2 separate regions of the Homo sapiens genome follow, and region 2 is linked to region 1. The links are chromatin contacts, found by Hi-C in ENCODE. All regions are on one chromosome and are shown on one strand. Each heading gives the region's core, a stretch centred on a gene start or an enhancer-like site at or near the end of the contact. The rest is flanking DNA. Distances are from core to core; before and after follow the strand shown.

Region 1 (5,516 bases), core at 1,963-4,462:
CCATAATCTTGCTTATGTTTTGAGAGAATTTTCTGCTCAAAAAATAATTCTCTAGACAGATCCAGTCCATTGTCCATGGACAAATACATGGCCCCAGTGGAAATTCTCAACTGCCCAGGTTATACCTGGCATGGCCTGTGCAGCCTTCTCATTCCAGAGGGAGGCAGTGTGCTTTCTGAAGACCATGGTGGTCAGAGCTGGTTCCTCAACAACCTTCTTTCAGTCATCCCCACTTTGCCTCCGGGTTATCAGTGCATTGCTGTTGCTCTCTCTGATTCTAGGCTGGGAACTCTCTGTATAAGGACTGTGCCTCAAGCCTTTTGACTCTTCAGCACCAATGGTTCTTGGCTCATAATAATCCATCACTTAAAAATATTGAATATTTTTAGTATTCAATATTTTGAATATTGGCCAGGCGCAGTGGCTCACACCTGTAATCCCAGCACTGTGGGAGGCTGAGGTGCGCAGATCATTTGAGGTCAGGGGTTCGAGACCAGCTTGGCCAACATGGTGAAACCCCATCTCTACTAAAAATACAAAAATTAGCTGGGCATGATGGCTTGTGCCTTTAGTCCCAGCTACTCGGGAGGCTGAGGCACGAGAATTGCTTGAACCCAGGAGGTGGAGGCTGCAGTGAGCTGAGATCACACCACTGCACTCCAGCCTGAGCGACAGAGCAAGACTCCATTTCAAAAAAAAAAATTTAAATAAATGAGTGAATGTAAATGTTTTTTCCTCATTGCCTTTCTAGATAAGTAACTGGTGAGATAAATTATTTAATCCTTAATTTCTGATGATTTAATAGATGATCTGTTTCATGCCATAGTTACCACCAATGAGTTTAATTTCAAAAACACTGAAAACTTCCTAGTACTCTAAAAAAACATGTTCCAATGTGTTCACCAACGCTTAAAATTCCCATTCCATACTTTATTTCTTAGTGGATAGATTTGTTCCCTACTAATAATGAAATATTCTCAGGAAGAGTAGCATATTAGATTATTATCAAATAGATGTGATGGAAGCAGAATTTAGAAACTGTTCTGAGGAGAGAAGTAGAATGAAAATAGAGAAAGAAGAAAAGAACTGAACCCTTGAAGGCACAAAGGATTATTTTAATGAGTAGTTAGTGTTTCTGTCCCAGTAATTCTGGAAAGCATCAGTCTTAATCAAAAACTAAGTACATTATTTGACAGCTCTTTGGAAATATAGTTGGGAAGAAAAGAGCTTTTTAGAACCTAAATAACAAAAATAGCTTATTTTTGAATGCCTACTTTTGAATATGTTTACGGACTCTACATATATTTTTCTCAGCCTTCAAACAACTCAATGGCAAGAGGTCTCATTTTATAGATGAAGAATCAAAGATTAAACAATGAATGGAAAAACAGGGTTTCTAACCACATCACATACTATTCCACCACCACCATCATCACCACCCTTTCCCGTGAACACGTTCTCCCAAATGCAACAACGCCTATGTAAGCATAAATATGATTCTGTATGGCTCTGATTCAACTAAGCACTTTGCCACACTGCTGCTGGTTCTCACTAAGTAATGTCACAGAACTATATATTGCACTGCCCTAGCACAGAACTGTTTTTCAGAAGTGACTCAAATAGAAAGTGGCATTAGTATTAACATACAAAAACATTCTTTTTTTGAAACTCAGAATGCTGGATCTAAGAAATGGCCACTTTAAGCTTGCACTAAATCTGAGTTTTGATGCTTAGCACATTCATGCTTAACGATCTGAACAATAAGTAGTGTGTCTTCCAACTGGTGCAGCTCATTCCCAGCAGCCTAGATAAAGCTGGTGGTGAGTATCCAGTCATTAGAGCTGGAAATGGACTCAGCACCTAGCATGAGCCAAATTGTGACTTCATGCAGGGCTATTTCTTTTTTCTTTTCTTTTTTTTTTTTTTTTTTGGTTTGTTTGTTTCTGTAGCTGTTCTGTTGCATTAAAGAGGAAAAAATTAATATGAACATTCAGTTCAACAACTGCCTTTGAGCACCTCTTATTGCAAAAGCCCCATGCAAAGTAGACACTGTGGAGATAAATAGATTTTAAAATATGCCCCCAAGGAAACTATGAAATTGCTGGCACAAATATTTAAGGGAAAATGGGCCACACTGACATTCCAGAATAAAACTGGTGAGCATTTCACTTATTAGGTAAAAGAGAAAACTCTTACTCATATTGAAATAATGTTTTGGTCTTCTTCTGAAACATGATATACTTTCCTATATTTGACAAAACTGACTTATCCACTTATGCCTGCTGTTTAGGGAGCCCCTGCTGAGAACTGAGAAGTTTCTGTCCTGAAGTCACCAGCTGAGAGGGCTGTTGCTAAACTCTCCCCACATTCTGTCTCCCAATGGCGTCATAGTCTTTGAACACAATGTAAACACATGCTTAATTTTAAGATTGGCTTATTATCTACATTCAATATCTCTGTTTATCAGAGCCCCTCTTAGTCTCTACATCTGTCTACTTATTCCAAACCTTAGTACAACCTTGCCCATCACTGAGGATGATAAACGTGACACAGATTGTCATTTTCCTTTTTATTCTAATGAGCAATCTGGCTCTCATTAGGGCCAATTAAATTAGAACATCCCCCCCAAAAAAGAATATTTAACGTTTATTCTGAGAACAAAAGAGAAAATGCAAGTGTAATCTGTCAGTTTATCAGGCAATATTTTTAACTTAATATTAAGAAATTGCTGTGAACTCATAAATAAACCATTAGCAAAAAGAAAACTGCTAATTAAGGTATAATCTAATCTGCTCGTCTCCATTTTGATCATAGGGTAAAAGTTCAATAAACTTTTTGATCGATACACCACAGAGATAGAAGTGAAATAGTCAAGACTTTTAATCAGGTAATTCACACTCCAGGAAGAAGAGAGGAAAAAAACACTTTGCCTCAATTCCCTCAAAATTTTGCACTAAAAATCTTGCTTTGGGGTGACTCAACCTCTCACTTATAATTTTACAAACGGCATAACCTGAGCGCTTAGAGACCATTTAGCCCAATTCCCTCATTTTACAAATGAAGAACAGGAATACAAAGACTAAGGGAGGCCCCTGGGGGCAGCGCTGGGCTGAGAACCAGGTGTCCCGACGTCAGCTCCTCCCACCTCACCTCCCTTACAAAAAAAGGGGGTGAGGAGGATACCCCTGTTGCACACAGGAGGTGGGGCGCTGCTTAACTTTTGTTAGCACCATCCGTGGGGGTGCTTGGGAAGTTTCGCTCCCTATGAGCGTGGTGACGTCATGCGAGCCAGGGGTTTTCCTAAAGGCAGCCTATGGCTCTGGCCAACGGGACCAAATCTCGGAGGGCCAAATTGAGGGAGTGTGAAGTGGGGGATGTGGCTGGAGAAGAGAAGGTGATACTAGGCCAGGACAGCTGCAAAATGACTGACAACGAGAATGAGAATATGGGTTCCTCTCTTGAGTCCCCAGAATTTTTTTCAAGTTCTTCAGCTGCATACATTTGGCTCTCTGGCGCCCTTTGTTTTCTGGCTGATGATCCTTTTATTTTTCCTGTCCTACATTTAAAAGAGAAGGAAAGAAGCGGGGAAGTCGGTTCCAACTACTCCTCGCAGCCAGTCCTCGAGCGCCCTCTGCCGTGTACATGGGAGCTCTTTGTCTTAACCTTGCAAGCGCTTACTCCTGGGTGTTGCTTTCCGCTATCAACAGAAGGTTATGGCGACATCTACAGAAGGTTATGGCGACATCTTTGCTTCTGTCTGCTGCTCAGGAAAAGCTTGGAAAATACAAAATTAGGTTGATAAAATTTGTTTCCTGTAGGAGTGTCTCCTAATTCAAGTGGAATGTCGCTCACCAGTGGGCTTAAATAAACCCTTAATCTTAAACATCCACTTTATCATGAAAATGGCACTATTTATTCCACTGGCAATATCTTGTGTCGAAATCTAAACAGTATTTCTTCTCTAATGGGAGTGAGACAGAAAGTCCTGCCAATCAAGCAGGAAAAAGAAGCCTGCATCAGACAGCAGGCCTCTGTTTCAAGGGATAAAAACCCATATTCATTCACCCAGGACTGCCGCAACTTTAAAAAACAATGTCAAAAGGAAAAGAAGGCATTGTTGCAAAAGAAAGTTCTCTGGTGTTTGTTTCATTCTTTTTTCTCTTATTTTCTTCTCTTAAAGAAAAAAATAAAAGCTGGTATAATTCCTGGTTTGCTTAAAGGCTAATGTATATTTACAGAAGCATCCAAGCCATGAATCGCTTTGAATTGAGTCGCTGTTAGATGTACAATAGGCCTACTGTGTTGCAAAGAGTCTGGCCACTCATCATGACCCCCTATTCAGTCGACCGTCCATTAATCTAAACACAGGCTCTCTCAGAGACATCCAGAAGCCCAACAATGGTTTACATTTTTTGGATGCTACCTTCCGGTTACTGTACCTAAGTGGGGAAATGTTGCTGAGAGATATTCCAATTTGACTCCCAAACGGGTTTTAAGCAAGTTACCATCCACTTGCCCTAAGCACAAAAGAACAGGTTTTCTTTTCCTCTGCCAAGTATCAATTTTTATATCAGATAGACGTCAATTATTGCTAAAAAGCTGATACAATAATAATGGAGCAGCACACAGTGGGCAGAGTCCCACTGCAGTGAAATTGGATAAGGATTTGGTTTGATTATGTAACTTTTTAGAGCAGCATAGTTTCTGCTAATAGCATGATAAATAAACAGCATCTATAGAATGTCTGAAGAATGACAATTTTAAAAAGAAAGAAAAAACAAAGGTGACCCTTGAATGTCTCTGACAACTAATCAATTTCTGACTACCTTTTTAGTCCCTTCCCTTTACCTCACCAACAACTGCATGTCACCAAACAAGGTTTCCCAAAGAATCTCCTTCTTTCCCCTGCTGGATCAGGTGAATCATAGAATCCACCATACAACTGACAAAAAGTTTTGTTCTACCATAAAGCAATGTAAAGATTAAATGTAAAGCAATGGCCAGATTTCACTTGGAACTTTCTTCTTGTTCAAATTCACTGTAAAATCCCCTTGGTTTAAAACAATGCAAGGTATACGTCCATACCACCCTGAACGCACCCGATCTCGTCTAAAACAATGCAGGAAGAAAATCACGTATTCTGCCGGAAATTCATTTATTTATCTGTACTATAAGACCATTGACTATTCCCTCACTATTTCCATAGTTTTATTAATGCTACAGAAAGAGAAAGTAACATTTTTCCCCAAGATCCCTTCTCATTTTATGGAGTAGATATTTTGAGGCATTACCTAAGTACTCCCAAGCATCCAAATATCCAAATCTAAAATATCTAAAATATCCCAAATATCTAAACACCTCAGATGGGTAAAAGCCTACCTTTTTTTGGGAGATATTCATAAGAGGAAGAGGGAGAGAGCTCACATCCTTATTTTTAACTCATTGCTGTGTCTAAATATCCCCACTACCAGCATCTAAGCTGAATTCTCCCTAGAAATGCTCAGTGCTGGTTATCA
Region 2 (5,441 bases), core at 2,012-4,511, 1.3 Mb before region 1:
CTTTTCTTTTTTAATATTTATTTTTAGTTTGACAAGTCCTAGCTATGTGACCTGCCATGTCTTGTACTTGATGGTCTCAGAAGTCAGCCCATGTATCTAACCCCAGTCTTCCTAGTGACCCTTATTTTGCTGCAGTTTCTCCTGTTCTTGTTCAATAGCAGAACAGATGCAGAGAATTCTGGCAAGCAGGATGATTTTATTATTGTAATTATGGCACTATCCGCAACAGCGGTGATAAATACACTCCACCCCTGGTTATCCCCTTTGGGAAGTAAAGCTTTCTATCTGGGGTGGAGCCAAGGAGATATTAGGAAAGAAAGTTCATTGTAATTAGTCCAAAACCATTGAGACAAACAAGGAGTTCAGTCAGTTTGCTTTCTCTAGCATGTGCATCGGTTCTACCGGTATTTGGGCAGAGCGGAAAGTATGTTATGTAGAACCTGAATAACTCATCTTTCAATGTTTATATGCAAAAGGTCTAATAAACTGCCAGCACTTCTATAACACAGAAAGGAGCTCTGATCCCATTTACTGAATAGGTGTGGAGAGAGCAAGTAACCCAAGAGGGCATTAGTTCTTTGTTCTCTGAAGCACACTTCAGTCTGAAGAGCTGAGATGATCCAACCCAGGGTCATGGTCATCAACAAACTGGAAAAATTCCTAGATTATTAGGAGGATTTCAGAGTATGGCATTTAACATCAATGTGTGGATTCTCCTTTCCATTTCACCCCAGCCACCAAATAAATGAAAACCTCCGATACGTCCAAGATAAATAAAATATACTGCCAGTTTTCATACAAAGAATACAGGCTTTAAAAAGTCTGTATTCTGTATGGAAGTTTAGGAGCAGAAAGCCATATTAATAGCAGGTTCGATACTACTGTGCAAGGACTGGATAATTTTATAGAAAATAGGTTAACTGATTTTCCAGCACTTTTTAGTTATACTGGAATATAGCAAACCCTTCCAAAAAAAAGGAAAAAAAGAAAAAAACCATATTTTTAAAAAGCAAATTGAAAGTACAGCATTGGCTTATATACCAGCTTTCCCTCTTTAGGACTTTTCTGCCTAACTTTTAACTCAGCTGTCACTGAAGTGGCTGTGGGGAGGGAGTGTGCCTGTCATTCCTTGCAGTGAATCTGGCGAGGGTCATAAGCCCCAGAGATGAAGCCATGGGAAAGATCACTGGTTCATTTTTTACCATCAACTTATTAGCGTTCAGGGAGTGACTTCAGCTCAAGTATTACAAATATGCTCTAATTATACTCAATGAGCTATATATCATTACAGATTGCTGATAGCCCTTTGTGGGACATTTTATAAAGTTCAGACTACATATTTTTAGCAATGTGGAGATTTAAAAGTAAAAATATAAGAGATATTGTATATGCCCTGAGGCATATTTTGTCTTAAATATTATCCTTGGCCAAGTATACTATATAAATACAGTAAATATGAATAGAACTGGCCAGGTGCCAATCTCCTAGGATGAATTTTAGTCAAGAATGTATTTATGGGATATAAATAATACTGTGTCAACATTTAAAGAAGGGGTCTGATTAGTTTTGAATTTATTCATATTGATCTTTTCACGTGCTGTTAGTTTAAGACTCGAAGTGGAGTTATGCTAAGGTTTACCGATAGTTTGCCCACTGGGAATTAGTGGACCTCTAGTAGTTTAACAATCCATTTGAAGTTCGAGGCACATCTATTCGAAAGATGCTGCACAAGGTTTTAGAAACTTAGAAAGGGTGATTCAGTTATACACAGGAAGAATTCAAATAATTGACATGTAAGAATCTGTAGAGAGTCCGACAATCAAAAAGAGGAAGAGACACAACGTTTCATTTTCTTTCTTTTCTCTCCCTTTTTCATTGTAACCAATCAGCACATGTTGTGGTTCTAACCCTGGTGATTTTGTACTCCCCCCAACACCCGCACCCCTACTCCCACTGGAACGTTTGGCAATGTCCAGAGACACTTTGGGTTGTCATGACTGGAGGTGGAGGGGTGCTACCGGTATTTAGTGGGTCAGCCAGGGATGTTTCTAACCATCCTATAATGCATAGGGCAACCCCCCATTCCCAACATCAAAGAATTATCCTGACCACAATGTCAGTAATGCCTCTGTTGAGGAGCCCTGGTATTTGTTGGGGGTTACTGAATTCTGTTAACAGTACCATTTAGAAAATAATAACAAAAATAAAATATCTTTATGATCAAAGCATATTCAAATGAGAATACTGAATAGGAGGATAGTCAGACAGTTATCTTAATTAAATGGAGTGTGGATTAGACCATTGTATACAGTATGTACTTTATTTTTTGTGGTCTTAAAGCCCCTAAATTAGAGACATCAAAACTTCCCATTTATTTAGCTTAAGTGATGGTGTTGACCTATCCATTACTAGCTTCAGTCAGCAGCAGTGTGATGTTAGAACAGAGAAAAAAGAAGTGAGGAATTATCATGGATTCCCCTTGCAAGGGAAATAAGCAGTTTGTGTTAACAAAGAGTGGAATCTCCAAGCTAGGCAATGGAAGAAAGTAAATAATCATCTTGATTTATTCTACCATTTTGAAGTAGATACACTAAAAATATACAGCCTGAAAAATCACAATGAGATTCCCTTTGTAGTTGTTTCACATGAGTGTTAAACATTTAACATGAAGCAATCTCCTTTTCTATTTCCTCTGTAATTTTCCAAGTTAAATTGTGGAATGTAGAATGAATACCAATGACACTATGGTTTTGGGGAATGTGACTTAGCATTCAATTCATGAATATGTCTTTCTATATACAAGTTGCTGGTCTGTTGGCCACTTGCCCAATGAAGGAAAATGTTAGCGATTGCTGGAACGTAGTGGTATTTTTGCTTTATGTAGTAAGCATTTTTACTATTTTATTTTTTAGGATTCTCTATGTGTGTGTTTGCATGTGGGTGTATGAGATAGAAACAGAAAGAAAAAGAGAGCGTATCAAAGACAGACTTGAACTTCTTGACTTCCAGAATGATTGAGTTATTAATATACAACAGACCAAACTTTAATTCTCCCTTTTTTATTGCATCGTTGCTTGTACTAACTCTAGTGTCTAATTGTGGTTACATTTAAGTTAGGTCACATGCTCCTCCTTCAGGATTTCCTCTTTTTTTTACTTTTCAAAGACTAGAAAAACCTCTCAAAGAAGTATACTATTTATAACGAAAGCAGTTGGGTCGTCTTTGTTGCCAAGTGAGGCCAGCCAGCTTTATGCCTCTCCTGAGGAGACCCCACCCGATGAAAGAGGGGCTTTGCAGAGGTTGAGGGGCAGGTGGGGACCTCTCCACCTCACAGAAGGAAGGGGTTGGGGGAGCCCACTGCGTCTCCACAGCAACCCCTGTGGTCTACTCGAGGAGTTGCACTTTTTGAATGATTTCTCCCTGGTGAAAAGATGGTGATGTAACCTAGTCGCAGCATCTTTCATATAAAGATATGAAAGAATGACAGATCGTTTTTCCTAGAGGAAACTGAGATGTGAAAAAAGGGCTAATGACTCACTGTTGAACCCACATCAAATCTGGGTTAGAACCAAGGAGTTCACTGACTTGTAGGCCTTCGCCCAGAGATTACAACACACTTTAGGCTGCATATTTAGAAGGTTCGAGAAATTAGAGTGGAGGCTCCTGGCCCTGGGAGAGGTGTGCAGGGTCACCACTGGAGTGGGACTCTGGCCCACTGCCACTCCAGCCCGCCTCCCCCTGCCCCTTGCCCACAGCACCCCCACCCCACCCCGCCCCATTATAGGTTCAGGAGTAAGGTGAGCAGCCGAGCAAGAGACTGCATGGAAGAGCTCTGGAAATAGCCCCTTCCGCTATCTTGATGTAGCATTTCCGGTACTGATGGGCTCCCGGAGAGAGGATTTGGATTTGCCAGATGTGCTTGCTCTATTTAGGCAGCGCTTCTGCTCAAGGGTGGATTCCATTTTGCAGATTCTGCACAGCTTGATGAAATGTGGCTCTGCCCGAGATAAACAAATGCCCATTGTCATTTTGAAGGCATATGTGTGCTTTCATTTTAAAAAATATCCTTTAAACAATGATAGTTTTTAACCTGGGAATTCAACGTTCTCCAGGTATTTTATTTTAGATTTAATAATATGTTAGGGGATTCTTTGATGGGTTTGTTTAGACTGAAAAGTTTGCTTCTGTCATTTGTTTGGAATAAATTTGCATCATGCTACAACCACAAGCTGCTTTTGATGGTTGGCTGTTTTGTTTCTTTTCTAAGCGCTGATATCCAGAAGTGGGTGTTTAAGTGCCCCACACTCTCACCACTACCTTACTTCCTGAATTGGCTTGGTGGTCTTGACTCTGAATGAAACTGCCCCTTGGCCTCTTCCCTACCATCTCTAAATTGCCTTCTTTTCCTTCATTGTGATGGAATGTCTGCATGGATGGATGGTCGAGTGCTCACATATCATGTCCCATTTGATACTCTACTGAGTTTGTGGGAGACAGCACCCCCTTTACTTAACCAGGCCTCAGTTTCTTCCCTTGTAAAGATGAAGAAAGTAACACTGGCCTTCTAGGGTTGTAAGGATTGATGATGACATATGTGAAGAAGCACCTAGTGCAGCTGCTCTGGCATGGAGTAGGTCTTCTTTGCCTGGCAGCAATTCTCTGAGTCTCAAATGCCTTTGACTTCAGGGTATACCATTATTTTATGTGCCACTAAGAAAAAAATATCACTTCAGTGATCATGCCATTGATTTTAAGAGAGGGTCTGGATTTTAGGGAGATGAAAATGTGATTATGAGCGATACCCCAGGAACCACTTCCATTAACCTCGGATGTCTTGGAACCTCCAGCTCATTCTTTTCCTTTGCGATAGTTCCACTCAGTGGATCTCTTTCCTTTGCTCACTCAGTTTGTTCCTTAGGTGGCCTCTGACACTTCAGGGCAGGGATGGGATGGGGCTGGAAACAGAGAACATAGGGTTGGTAATTCACCATGTCTGGCACTATCCAGTTCTCCTATGAGAAGGCCTGAGAGTTTAGGCAATTAGATTCAGGCCTTTCAGGGTCTGGTCCCTCCTCCTTGCTCAGCCCCTCCTCTCACTAAATCCCTGCATGAAAACTATACTCCAGTCACATTGTCCTCTTTGCCTTTACCCAAATGGGCCATTTATTTTCATGCCTCTGGGGTCTTTGTTTATGCTGTTTCTTCTACATAGAGATCTATCTTTTCACACCTTTAAAAATCCTTCTGCCTGGTGTGGTGGCCCACGCCTATAATCTTAGCACTTTAGGAAGCTGAGGCGGGAGGATCACTTGAGGGCAGGAGTTGAAGACCAGCCTGGGCAACATAGCAAGATCTTGTCTCTACAGAGAATTTAGTTGGGCCTGGTGGTATGTGCCTGTAGTCCTAGCTACTTGGGCGGCTGAAGCAGGAGGATTGCTTGA

Evidence for each region. A loop is a pair of places that touch in the nucleus more often than their neighbours do. Pooled maps may share reads with other maps.
Region 2: a loop to region 1 is called in a map of posterior cingulate gyrus, with 5 times the contacts of the local background. The contact joins two enhancer-like sites. A Hi-C loop is called at or near these places in 9 of 168 maps with a recorded cell type or tissue (HAP-1, cardiac septum, chondrocyte and 5 more), 6 of 37 single-sample maps with no recorded cell type and 5 of 50 pooled maps.

What each region holds. Positions count from the first base shown.
Region 1 is chr1:219,657,604-219,663,119 of GRCh38, forward strand. No RefSeq gene overlaps it. Among named protein-coding and RNA genes, the nearest start is that of ZC3H11B, 47 kb to the left of the region's middle. RefSeq lists enhancers at 3,484-3,778, 3,725-3,774 and a silencer at 3,571-3,770. Within about 2 kb of position 3,213, at least 4 of the 41 ENCODE cell types and tissues checked have a DNase peak (open chromatin) inside an H3K27ac peak, as active enhancers do.
Region 2 is chr1:218,348,370-218,353,810 of GRCh38, forward strand. All of the region lies in intron 1 of TGFB2 (transforming growth factor beta 2), which reads left to right. Among named protein-coding and RNA genes, the nearest start is that of TGFB2-AS1, 5.4 kb to the left of the region's middle. Within about 2 kb of position 3,262, at least 20 of the 41 ENCODE cell types and tissues checked have a DNase peak (open chromatin) inside an H3K27ac peak, as active enhancers do.